2 separate regions of the Homo sapiens genome follow, and region 2 is linked to region 1. Evidence: chromatin loops called from intact Hi-C (ENCODE). Cell type or tissue: natural killer cell. All regions are shown on one strand.

Evidence for each region. Hi-C counts contacts between places; a loop is a spot of excess contacts. Peaks named below come from ENCODE experiments on the same cell type or tissue, not always from the same donor. Only the 100,000 strongest peaks of a DNase experiment are listed, where the experiment ranks them.
Region 2: it touches region 1 in a loop (3-fold over the local background); 3 of 110 quality-filtered maps call a loop at or near these places.

Annotation. Positions count from the first base shown.
Region 1 is chr22:30,193,854-30,198,853 of GRCh38, reverse strand. The region is part of intron 1 of LOC105372988 (a long non-coding RNA gene); the gene reads left to right. It also overlaps a transcript of HORMAD2 not described here. Among named protein-coding and RNA genes, the nearest start is that of LIF-AS1, 43 kb to the left of the region's middle. RefSeq lists an enhancer at 2,369-2,488. In natural killer cell, no CTCF peak of the experiment used is centred here; a DNase peak (open chromatin) is centred at 2,423; H3K27ac peaks cover 1,856 bases.
Region 2 is chr22:30,433,083-30,438,082 of GRCh38, reverse strand. LOC105372990 (a long non-coding RNA gene) reads right to left here. Exons shown (of 4, transcript NR_148046.1): 1 at 4,839-5,000; 2 at 4,188-4,466; 3 at 3,698-3,791; 4 at 1,582-3,062. Among named protein-coding and RNA genes, the nearest start is that of MTFP1, 9.8 kb to the right of the region's middle. RefSeq lists an enhancer at 1,744-2,265. In natural killer cell, CTCF peaks have their summits at 2,112 and 2,311; DNase peaks (open chromatin) are centred at 2,252 and 3,032; H3K4me3 peaks cover 632 bases; H3K27ac peaks cover 1,677 bases.

The sequences.
Region 1 (5,000 bases):
GAATGACCAGATGGTTTATAAATACAATCATTTTTATTGAGTAGGAAGTAATTTAAAATGTGAATTATACCTGAGGCCATTTTAGGAAGAACTTTTTTGCCATGGTATAGTCACAGGGAAGCCAGATCCCAGATGCTGAAGTGTGGGGTGAAGCGAGGATGAGGACCAGGGAGATGAGAGAATCACCAGTGCCCAAGTGAGAGGATATTGTGCAAGGAGCTGGCAAATGTGGCTCAATTTTACAGAGCAGTGGAGGGAGAAGACTGCATTAGGGGCTGGCCTAGTTCAGTGGATGGTGACCTGGACACACATTATAATCAGCTGGAGAGCTTTAAAAAAAAAAAAGATCTGTGCTCAGATCCCAGGCCAGCCCAGTTAAATCCGAACCTCTGGGGGAGACACTCAGGCATTCAGGTATCTGTGTGTTGTGGATGAATCTCTACAGGTGACTGTAATGTGAAAGCAGCTCTGAGAACAGAGCTCCGGCCACAAGCAAGGCTGCTACTTCTTGCTTAGTTATACCTGACCTGGTGCAAATAAAATCACAATCACACACTTACATGCGTATACACATATACAAGTGTGTAAAACTCTGGTTAATGTTGCAATTTTAAACAAATAAATCTTTAGCATATTTACTGTCAGGGATCATCCTTGACTCTTCCTATTTTTTTGAGACAGAGCAAGTGTTGCCCGGGCTGGGGTGCAGTGGCTCGATCTCGGCTCACTGCAACCTTCGCCTCCCGGGTTCAAGTGATTCTCCTGCCTCAGCTTCTGGAGTAGCTGGGATTACCAGTGTGCACCACATGCCCAGCTAAATTTTTTTTTTAATATATTTTTAGTAGAGACAGATTTTACCATGTTGCCTAGGCTGGTCTTGAACTCCTGACCTCAAGTGATCCACCCACCTTGGCCTCCCAAAGTTATGGGATTACAGACCTGAGCCACCTGCCCAGCCCATCCTTGACTCTTCATCATTGTTGATGAAGCTGTGTGTGGAAGGCAATGGTGATGGGAATTCAACCTTAGACTAATCTCTAGGTCTACATGTGCAGTGGTTGACTTGATTTTTTTTTTTTAACTCATTATTGGTATCTTTTCAGATGTGTAGGAAAAAAGATTCTGGATATACAAACCAAATAAACTAGGGCTTCCTCATCTTACTGAGTTGGTGTCTCTGTCATTTCCCTAGTTGTTGTCCATAACTGGTTTCCTTTGACTAAAGTAATTGTATCTGAGATTATTCTCCCTTTGAAGATCTCTCAGCCAATCTTGTTGCTGAGGGCATCAGAAGAAGATTGAGAGGGTTATACTTGTGCCTTTTTTAAAGGGTTTGCCTACAGAGTGTGGTGTGAGATGTGGGGGAGCCCACAAGGATTTTTCTAGAAGTTTCTATCCTCAGAGATTTGCTCTAACAGAGGGTAGGGTCATGGTTCTGAATTAGGCATCCTCTTGCTCATGCTGGTTAATCTGATACATTTGGACTTCAGAGTCCTATCCTTATGCCACAAATGTGGGCTAGTCACCCACTTTTTCCTTGTGATATATCCCAAGGAAGAAAAGCATCATAAGATTTAGAGATGGGGCTTCCCTCTCTGTGATTAAAAAAAAAACCTAGGTCCAGTTCAGAATGAAGAAACTGAAAAGAGAAAATCCAACCCTTTTCACATCCAACCCCACCCTGTCCCTGGGTGGCCCTTACTTAACCCATCACCCAGCACTCCCTCTAGGGAAAAGCCTGCCCAAAAACTTTGGTCCTAAGAAAAGCCTTACCCTAATAAAGAAACTGGGAGGCTGCTGCTGGGCTGCAGCTGCTTTTATGGAAGGAGCTAGACCAGAAGCTAGACTAGGGCCAACAAGTCAGGCCTCTGTAAGAATCTTCCAAGGAGGTAAGGCGGGGAGAAAAAGGATTCCTCATTTACATTGAGAGTAAACTTCCTGTCCTATTAAACAATGAGGCATTCAAAATCCGCCTGAGTAAAAGTCCCCTGATGCAATGAGAGGGTGAGCAATTTCATGTCAGGCTGTTGTTATGGGATTTATACATGTCCTAGCTAGGGCTTGAGGTGAAAGTCAGAGCCAAAAACAATAGCCCTAAACCCCACATGCACAGAAACCTCATTCCAGTGGAGTTTCCTTAAGAGAGCACAGCAGACTTTTCACAAACAAAGTGACTTCAAAGGTAGCCTTGCATCACTGCCTCCTCCACTTGACACTTCCCTTCAGCCCAGACCTGGCCCCTCTGTTTCTTGGTTTAATTTATGAGGTTCTCACACACATTGCAAAGCAATTATCTGAGCTGCTGGCCAACAGGAAGGTAATTGTAACTGAGTACTTCCTTTGTCAAACGCTGACGCTGGCCACCGCGATGGTGATGACGCTGGCCATGGCAATGGTGATAGGAGGCGTGCCGGCAGCTCAGCACCCAGTGACAGGATACCTCTGTTTCTCCCCCACCCCCAACACAATGCTGTCTGACTGAATTCTCCAGGGAGGAGGAAGCCAGTGGGTTGGAGGAATGGGGGAATTTTCTTACATCACTTGACGTGCTTGCTTTCACTCGCAAAATCCTGAGTCATGACTGAAGCTGTATTGCCTCAAGTCTCCGGCTGAAACCAGGGGTTATAGGTTTGGAAACCTGATTCCATCGGCTGCCTCTTGTCCAATCATCAGAGGAAATGTGTATTATTTCAGTTGATCCTCTTCAAGTTGAAGTGCCTTTGGATTGAGGGGATTACGTGAGGGAAGTGGCTCTGTAGTGGCTTAGTAAGCCAATGCCATGCGAGTGAACAATATTTGACATTCGGTGAGTTTACAGAAAGGGCAGTCTCTCTGTTTGTTTAAACCAAGATTAAGTGAAAGGAAAAGTTTTTCTTTCCCATCCCAAGACAAATGTGAAACACATGTTTTCCCTTTTGACTTTGTAAGTACAAGGCTCAAACAGTTCTCCCCACCCCCTTCGGCCATGAGTTTTTAAGGATTGCAGAATGTTTCCTCTCTTTGGTGGCCAAAGCCAATGTGAGCCTTTATATTTCCAGACAGTGGAGCTGATGATGATAGCCTAGTTGGTTCCAGGTAATCATGTAGGTTGTTTCTGGGCCTACCATTTTATGGGTAGATAGGATGGTAAGATGTAGTACAAGGAATCCCAGGCCTGAGTTCACTAAGCCTCAGTTTCCTCATCTACAAAATGAGATTGGTTGAACCTTAAATATCTCAGGTAATTTCTATCTTCAGAAAGGATGTTCATTCAGGTTGGTTTTTCTGGTATGTGGGGGACATTCCTAGTTGAGGTATCCTTTGCATGGGCACAAGGCAGTGTGCAGGCCTGAGGGTTGGGAGACCTCAGTCAAAGAGCCTGCCCTGCCATTGACTCACTGTGACCTTGAACAACTCACTTCCCCTCTTTGTGAATCCTTCTTATCTGAGAGAGGAGGTTTGACAGTCTTGCCCCTGACATAGCGGTTCAGATATGAGACAAGCCTGAATGAGACTGGGATGTCAAGTACTTTGAGCTCCTTGAAATGAAAGGATCATTCATCTTGGAAGATAAATTGTTAAAAAATGCTAGCTCATAACTATTTTTTTGGATTATCTCAAAAATAAAGTAAAGAAAATCAATGTTGTTTACTCTTGGTTTTCCTTTTTTTTTTTTTTTTTTGAGACGGAGTCTCGCTCTGTCACCCAGGCTGGAGTGCAATGGCGCAATCTCAGCTCACTGCAACCTTTGCCTTCCGGGTTCAAGCAATTCTCTTGCCTCAGCCTCCTGAGTAGCTGGGACTACAGGCACGTGCCACCATGCCCGGCTAATTTTTTTGTATTTTTAGTAGTGATGGGGTTTCGCTGTGTTAGCCAGGATGGTCTCGATCTCCTGACCTCATAATCCACCCGCCTCGGCCTCCCAAAGTGCTGGGATTACAGGCGTGAGCCACTGTGCCCGGCCCACTCTTGGTTTTCTTTAAATTGCTACTGGTTCAGGGAATATAAGCACCCAATGACCAACACGGGCTATAAAAATCAGGACTTTTACCACCCTGTGTTGGCCAAAGCAATGTTCCTAGCAGATTGCTTTGATCATGTTGCTACTCTGCTCAGAAACCTTCAAGATACTACTTGCCTCCAGGATACACTCCAAACTGACAGTCAGTTCCCCGTTGTGACCTGGCTTCACCTGCATTATATATCACCTCTTCTACATGAAATCCTAGAATTCACTAGCATTGCCACAATGATATTGGATCACCCCTGCAACATCTCATAAGTGGGTGGCCATTCTCTGGGTGCAGTGATAGGGAGAAGCCTCTGATACTCAAAGTAATCTGGCCTTTTTCTAATCACCCCTCATTGTTAGATACTTCTTCCCTATATTGAATGAGAATCTGCTTCATCACAAATCCCAACCAGCCATAGGTCCCACTGAGCTACCCCAATTCAGTTTCATTCCTCTTCTTCAATTTTTGAAGACAGTTATCATGTCACCCTGGAGAAATCTCTTTTCCAGACTAAACAACTGTAATGTCTTTAACAGATTTTTCATTGACTTGGTTTTCAGACTCCTAAATGTTGTTATTGTTACCTTTCCCTAGACATGCTTCAGATGGTCAATGTCTCTTTTAAAAACGTGAACCTTTGGACTAAATGCAACGCTCTAAATGTGGACTGGTTGGTGGCGCTAGTATCTCCTTTGTTTCTGTAATAGTTAGGTTAGGTAAGAGACATGACAATACTTCAGTGGCTTAAAGAATATAGAATCTTTTTTCTCTCAAGTAACCATCTTGAGAGTTGAGTGATGATGAGTGAGATGAGTGATCCAAGCAGGCAAGGGGCTGTATTCTCTGCAGTCATTCAGTGACCAAGGCCCCTTCTGACTGGGGATCTGCTATTCCATGTGGTGTTCTGGTATAAGCTGGGTTACTACCAAGCCTCAGATGCATCCAGCAAGAAAAGGAAAGTGTGAAGGGTAGGGGGGGTTCACCCACCTCTTAAGGGCCCCAGCTGTC
Region 2 (5,000 bases), 240 kb before region 1:
CTGGGGACCTCAAAATCATTAAGCCAAAGGGAAAAGACAAGCTGGGAACTGCATCAGGCAAACTTGCCTCCCATTTTATTCCTAAATAAGATAGCTACAAGGATTAAAAAGCTACATACCTCATGCACATTTTGCCCACAAGGAAATTCCTTGTAGGCCTCAAGATTTTTACCCTAAAACAGTTCTGTTGGATTTCACCCTGGCAATGTAAATGAATAGCTGATCTTCACAGGTGCAGGACAAAGGACAGAACTCAAAGTCATCCCTCTGCTCACCTGAGACAAATGCATCTGATTGCTTCCTCTGCCCTTATTGTTTATGTAAAAATGCAGCTTCACTGAGCCAGACTAAAGCATAAGTGACTATTCCTCTACCCGCCACCCCGGCTCACATGTAAATTGTTATTCAGTGAAAGGCTGATAAGGATCCAAAAGAACACAAACTTTTATCTCTTATCGACCCATGACCTGGAAGCCCCCACCCCACTTCAAGTTGTCCTGCCTTTCCAGACCAAACCCATGTACATTTTACACACATTGATCGATGTCTCATGTCTCCCTAAAGTGTATAAAACCAAGCTGTGCCCCAACCATCTTGGGCACATGGCATCAGGGTGAGGCTGTCACAGGTGCATCCTTAACCTTGGAAAAATAAACTTTCTAAATTGATTGAGACCTGTCTCAGATACTTTTGGTTCACACTACCTACCCTCTGGGTTAGCAAGAGGGTCAGAAGAATGGTGGTAAACTACAGGACTTTCTAGGTATGGAGACCCTGCCTTGTCAATTTCCATGGTATAAATGTGTCCACTATGGCCTATTTCAAGCTTCCCACATAAAGCGATACACAGTAGCACATGATAATGTGGTCTTTCCACCAAACAGAATAGATGTAAATAAGCTCCCAAGAGCATAGATGATAGTAAGGTATAGTAAGGATAGTAAGGATGATAGTAAGGATAGTGAGGATAGTAAGGATAGTAAGATAGTAAGATAGTAAAATATTTACTATTAAGATAGTAAAATGATTACGAGGCAACAAGTTTTGAGCATTTACTTTGTTTTTAGTAAAATGTATTTAAATCTAAGTTTATATCATTTGATCTTTTTATATTGTTTATTTATTTATTTTTTTTGAGACAGGGTCTCACTCTGCCGCCCATGCTGGAATGCAGTGGTGTGATTACAGCTCACTGCAGCCTCAAACTCCTGGGCATAAGCGATCCTCCCATCTCAACCTTCTGAGTAGCTGGGACTACAGGCGTGCACCACCACATCCAGCTAATTTTTATATTTTTTGTAGAGACAGGGCTTCACCGTGTTGCCCAGGCTGGTCTCGAACTCCCGGGCGCAAGCAGATCACCTCCCTCGGCCTCCCAAAGTGTTAGAATCACAGGTATGAGCCACCACACCAGCCTACATTATTTAATTTTTAATAATGGCTGTGTCTAACAACGAGCTCATAAAATTCCTGAAAAGCTAACAATTGGCTGTCATCCCTACTGGCCAGCTGTGACATGCCACTTACTGGTCTACAGGCAAGAGGATATGCAAAGTAAACCTCCAATGGGCCCTCCTCTCTGTCATCCTCAAGAGGCTCAACCTCCGCCCTAGGGGGCTGCTGGGCTTCTCAAACATTAAGGGGCAAAGGCAGGAGTGCTCTGAGCCCAGCCTACCCAAGGCAGCCACAGGTTTGGAGGAAAAACGCACTTCTTTCCACCCCTCCCCACCCCTGTCTGAGTCCTGCCATGCCTAAGACAGTATCCCCAACAGTGGCCCCTGTTCTGGGGACCTCATGTTCCCAGCCCTTCCTCAGGAAAACCAGAGAGCTAAACTCATTGGTGAACATCTCTTTATTGGAAAATCCTGGTGGGTGTAGGGGCTCCTTAGACTCTGGTGCCCGGACCTGCATCTGGACATGCTTCAAAGCTCTGGGTCCTGAGCCAGCAGTAGTAAAGGAAGACACAGATGCCCATCCCCAGGGCAGACAGCAACACCAAGAGCAGAGTCCCTGTTACCAGTGTCAGTGAACTGGGAAGACTTCCATATATAAGAGGGAGAGGCTAGGTAGGGCCTGGAGAGGCAAGAAGTGCGCCAGCAGAGGCAGGAAGTGCACCAGCAGGGGAAGGAAGTACACCAGCAGGGGCAGGAAATACACCAGCAGGGGCAGGAAGTGCGCCAGCAGAGCCAGGAAGTGCACCAGCAGAGGCAGGAAGTGCGCCAGCAGAGCCAGGAAGTGCACCAGCAGAGGCAGGAAGTGCATCAGCGGGGGCAGAAAGTGCACCAGCAGGGGCAGGAGATACACCAGCCGAGGCAGGAAGCGCCCCAGCAGAGGCAGCAAATATACCAGTAGGGGCAGAAAGTGCACCAGCAGAGGCAGGAAGTGCACCAGCAGGGGCAGGGAGGAGACTGGATGACAGCCCCCATTACCCAGAACCATGTTGTTCACATGGGAGAGGGTGCAGGTATACCAGCCTTGAACGACGCCTATGTGACCTCAAGCCTCAGTTTCCCCATCTATAGAATGGGACCTGATTGTGTCTACTGCATGGGATTATTGGGAGGATTCTTGGGAGGATTAAACAGAAAAATGGAAGCCCTGGCCCCTCCTTTGGCAGGCAGGCAGGCAACAAAGGCAGCATGTATTAACAATATGCAGTGGGCAGCAGTTACTGTTCTGGATAAGGAGGCTCAAAGGGGTAAGTGGCTTCCAAGGTCATGAGGTAAGCAAGCTTACAGCCAGATTGCCTGAGGTTTCAGGCTCTGCCCTGGCAGGCCACAAATGGGGGCCCAGGGAGGAGAGGGAGGGGAGAAGGAGGAAGCCAGAGCCTGGTTCTACAGGGACTGCCAAAGACCACTGGATGCAGAGCTCCAGTGTCTCTCACTGTGAAGGGGACCTGGAGAAGAGCCCAGGCTACAGGAGAGGGCTCCCTTGCTCGTCTCCAGGCCCCCTAGAGTCAGAAGCCTGACTCAGTTCAGAGGACAAGTCAGCCTTCTCTGTCACCTGATTGGAAGCCTTCTCAGGGGCCTGATGGGAAGCCTTCTCAGAGGCCTGATTGGAATCTGGAAGCCAAAGACATCAAAGACAGTTTTAAGCCACAACACAACATCCCCTCACACCCCCAACACACACAGCTATAAACTTCTGACCTTCTACTATTTGTTTACTGATACTGAAAGTTGAGAGAATATGAAGCTATTTTTTTTCCAAGGACAGAAAAGATAACATGTTGTTTATACTATGGTGTGAGTGACTACAAGCCTTCTCTCTCCTCTATGAAACTCTCAGAAGGGCATATATCAAGGGTTATGTGGGTGGAGGTGAAGGGGTCTCCAGATATCTGTTTAATAAAGATTACATGAGAGGCTCAAAAGTGGCAGGCCAATCTAATGCTCTCATTTTGCACTTGGGGAAACCAAGGCCCAGAAAGGGAAAGGATTTGCCCAAGGTCCCACACAGTAGAAGCCTCTCCAGACAGGATCCAGAAGCCAGGACCCTCCTTGGTTCTGATCAATGGGCACCTTGAGTGGGTCTTTGTGGTCCAGGCCAGTGTCAGTTTCCTCAGAGGCCTTTAGTAGCAAGATGATGTCTTCTATAAGCCTGTTCATGCAAGGCTGTGACTGATTCCCCGGGCCAGCTGCCTCCCTTGCCTCAGAGCCTACCTCCACCCTCCACACCCAAAACAGGGGCCTCCTACCTGCCAAGGACCTTTGATAGGGTAATCAGGGGGCCAGGCAGGTAATCTCACAACTGTCACTCATACTCCCAGGGAGGCATCCAGAAGTTCTTACCTAGAGGTGAGGGATGGAGGTGGTCAGTGCACCAGAGATGGGAGCTAGGGGTGGCATGGACCAGACCTGCATTTAACAAGCAAAGAAACAGAGGCTAACAAAAGGTCAGTGACTTGCCCATGATGTCACAGCCAGCAAGAGCTGGAGCTGGGATTTGAACCTGGGTCTAGGTCACAGTCCAAAGCCTCCATTCCCAGTATACCTCACACTGCCCACTCTAGGCCAAAGCAGTTGGGCTTGTGGTCCAGCCAAGCATGGGGAACTATTGCAGAAATTCAATCTGAGCTATTTTGAGCCTCAGTTTCCTCACCTCCCACACAATTAAGTGAGGTCATGTACCTCAAATGCCAGTTACAGGGTAAGGCATGCAGTACACCTTTGGTGAACATGACTCACCATGAGTGCCCCTGTGGAAGGAACAGGCCTTCTTGGTAGCATCAGATGGGACCTTTAGATTCCAGAGCAACAGCTTGTGGTGCACCCCGTAACTTCCAAAGATTCCTCAGCTTGGGTCTCTGTTCCTACGGGGTGGCAGAGTGGGGAGGGGGTTATCTGTTTCCACTCACATCAGCAGGAGTACCAGTAAAGCTGAAGGCCTGGAAGGAGAGCTCCAGTCTCTTGGGGACCTCTTGGGGCACGAAGTGGGAGTGGAAGTTCTTGCCGTTCACCAGGCACCTGGAAGGCACAGGTTGGAAGGTCATCAGGGTCAGACCCCTGAACTGGGATCTGGTCCTAGCCCCAACACCACCATACACCATCATTTGTTGAGAATTCTGCATGCCAAGCACTGAGCTAAGCGTCACCCCATTCAGTCTACACAGCAGGCTTTGAAGATTCTGGCACTATCCCCATTTCACAGAAGGGCAAACAGAGGCTCCAGAGGTGAAAGGGCCAGTAAAGCATTCTTGCTCCCCTGGCCTAGAAAGGACTACTCAAGAACGCCCAGGGAGCACTATCTGGGCATCCGTGCCTTCCAGCCCTGGAAGGCTCTCAGCCCCTGTCCCAGCCTCCCCAGAGATATCACCCACTGAATTGTACCCATCCTACCCTATCCTCCTCCTCCAGGTTCAGTACCCATGATTCCTGACAAGGCTGTAGTGTGCAGGGGCCACTTCCATATCCTGGCTGGGGCTGATCACACACTCGTCCACATATACCTGTAAAGGCTAATGGGAGCTGCCAACCACAGCAAACTCCATGTGGAGCTCA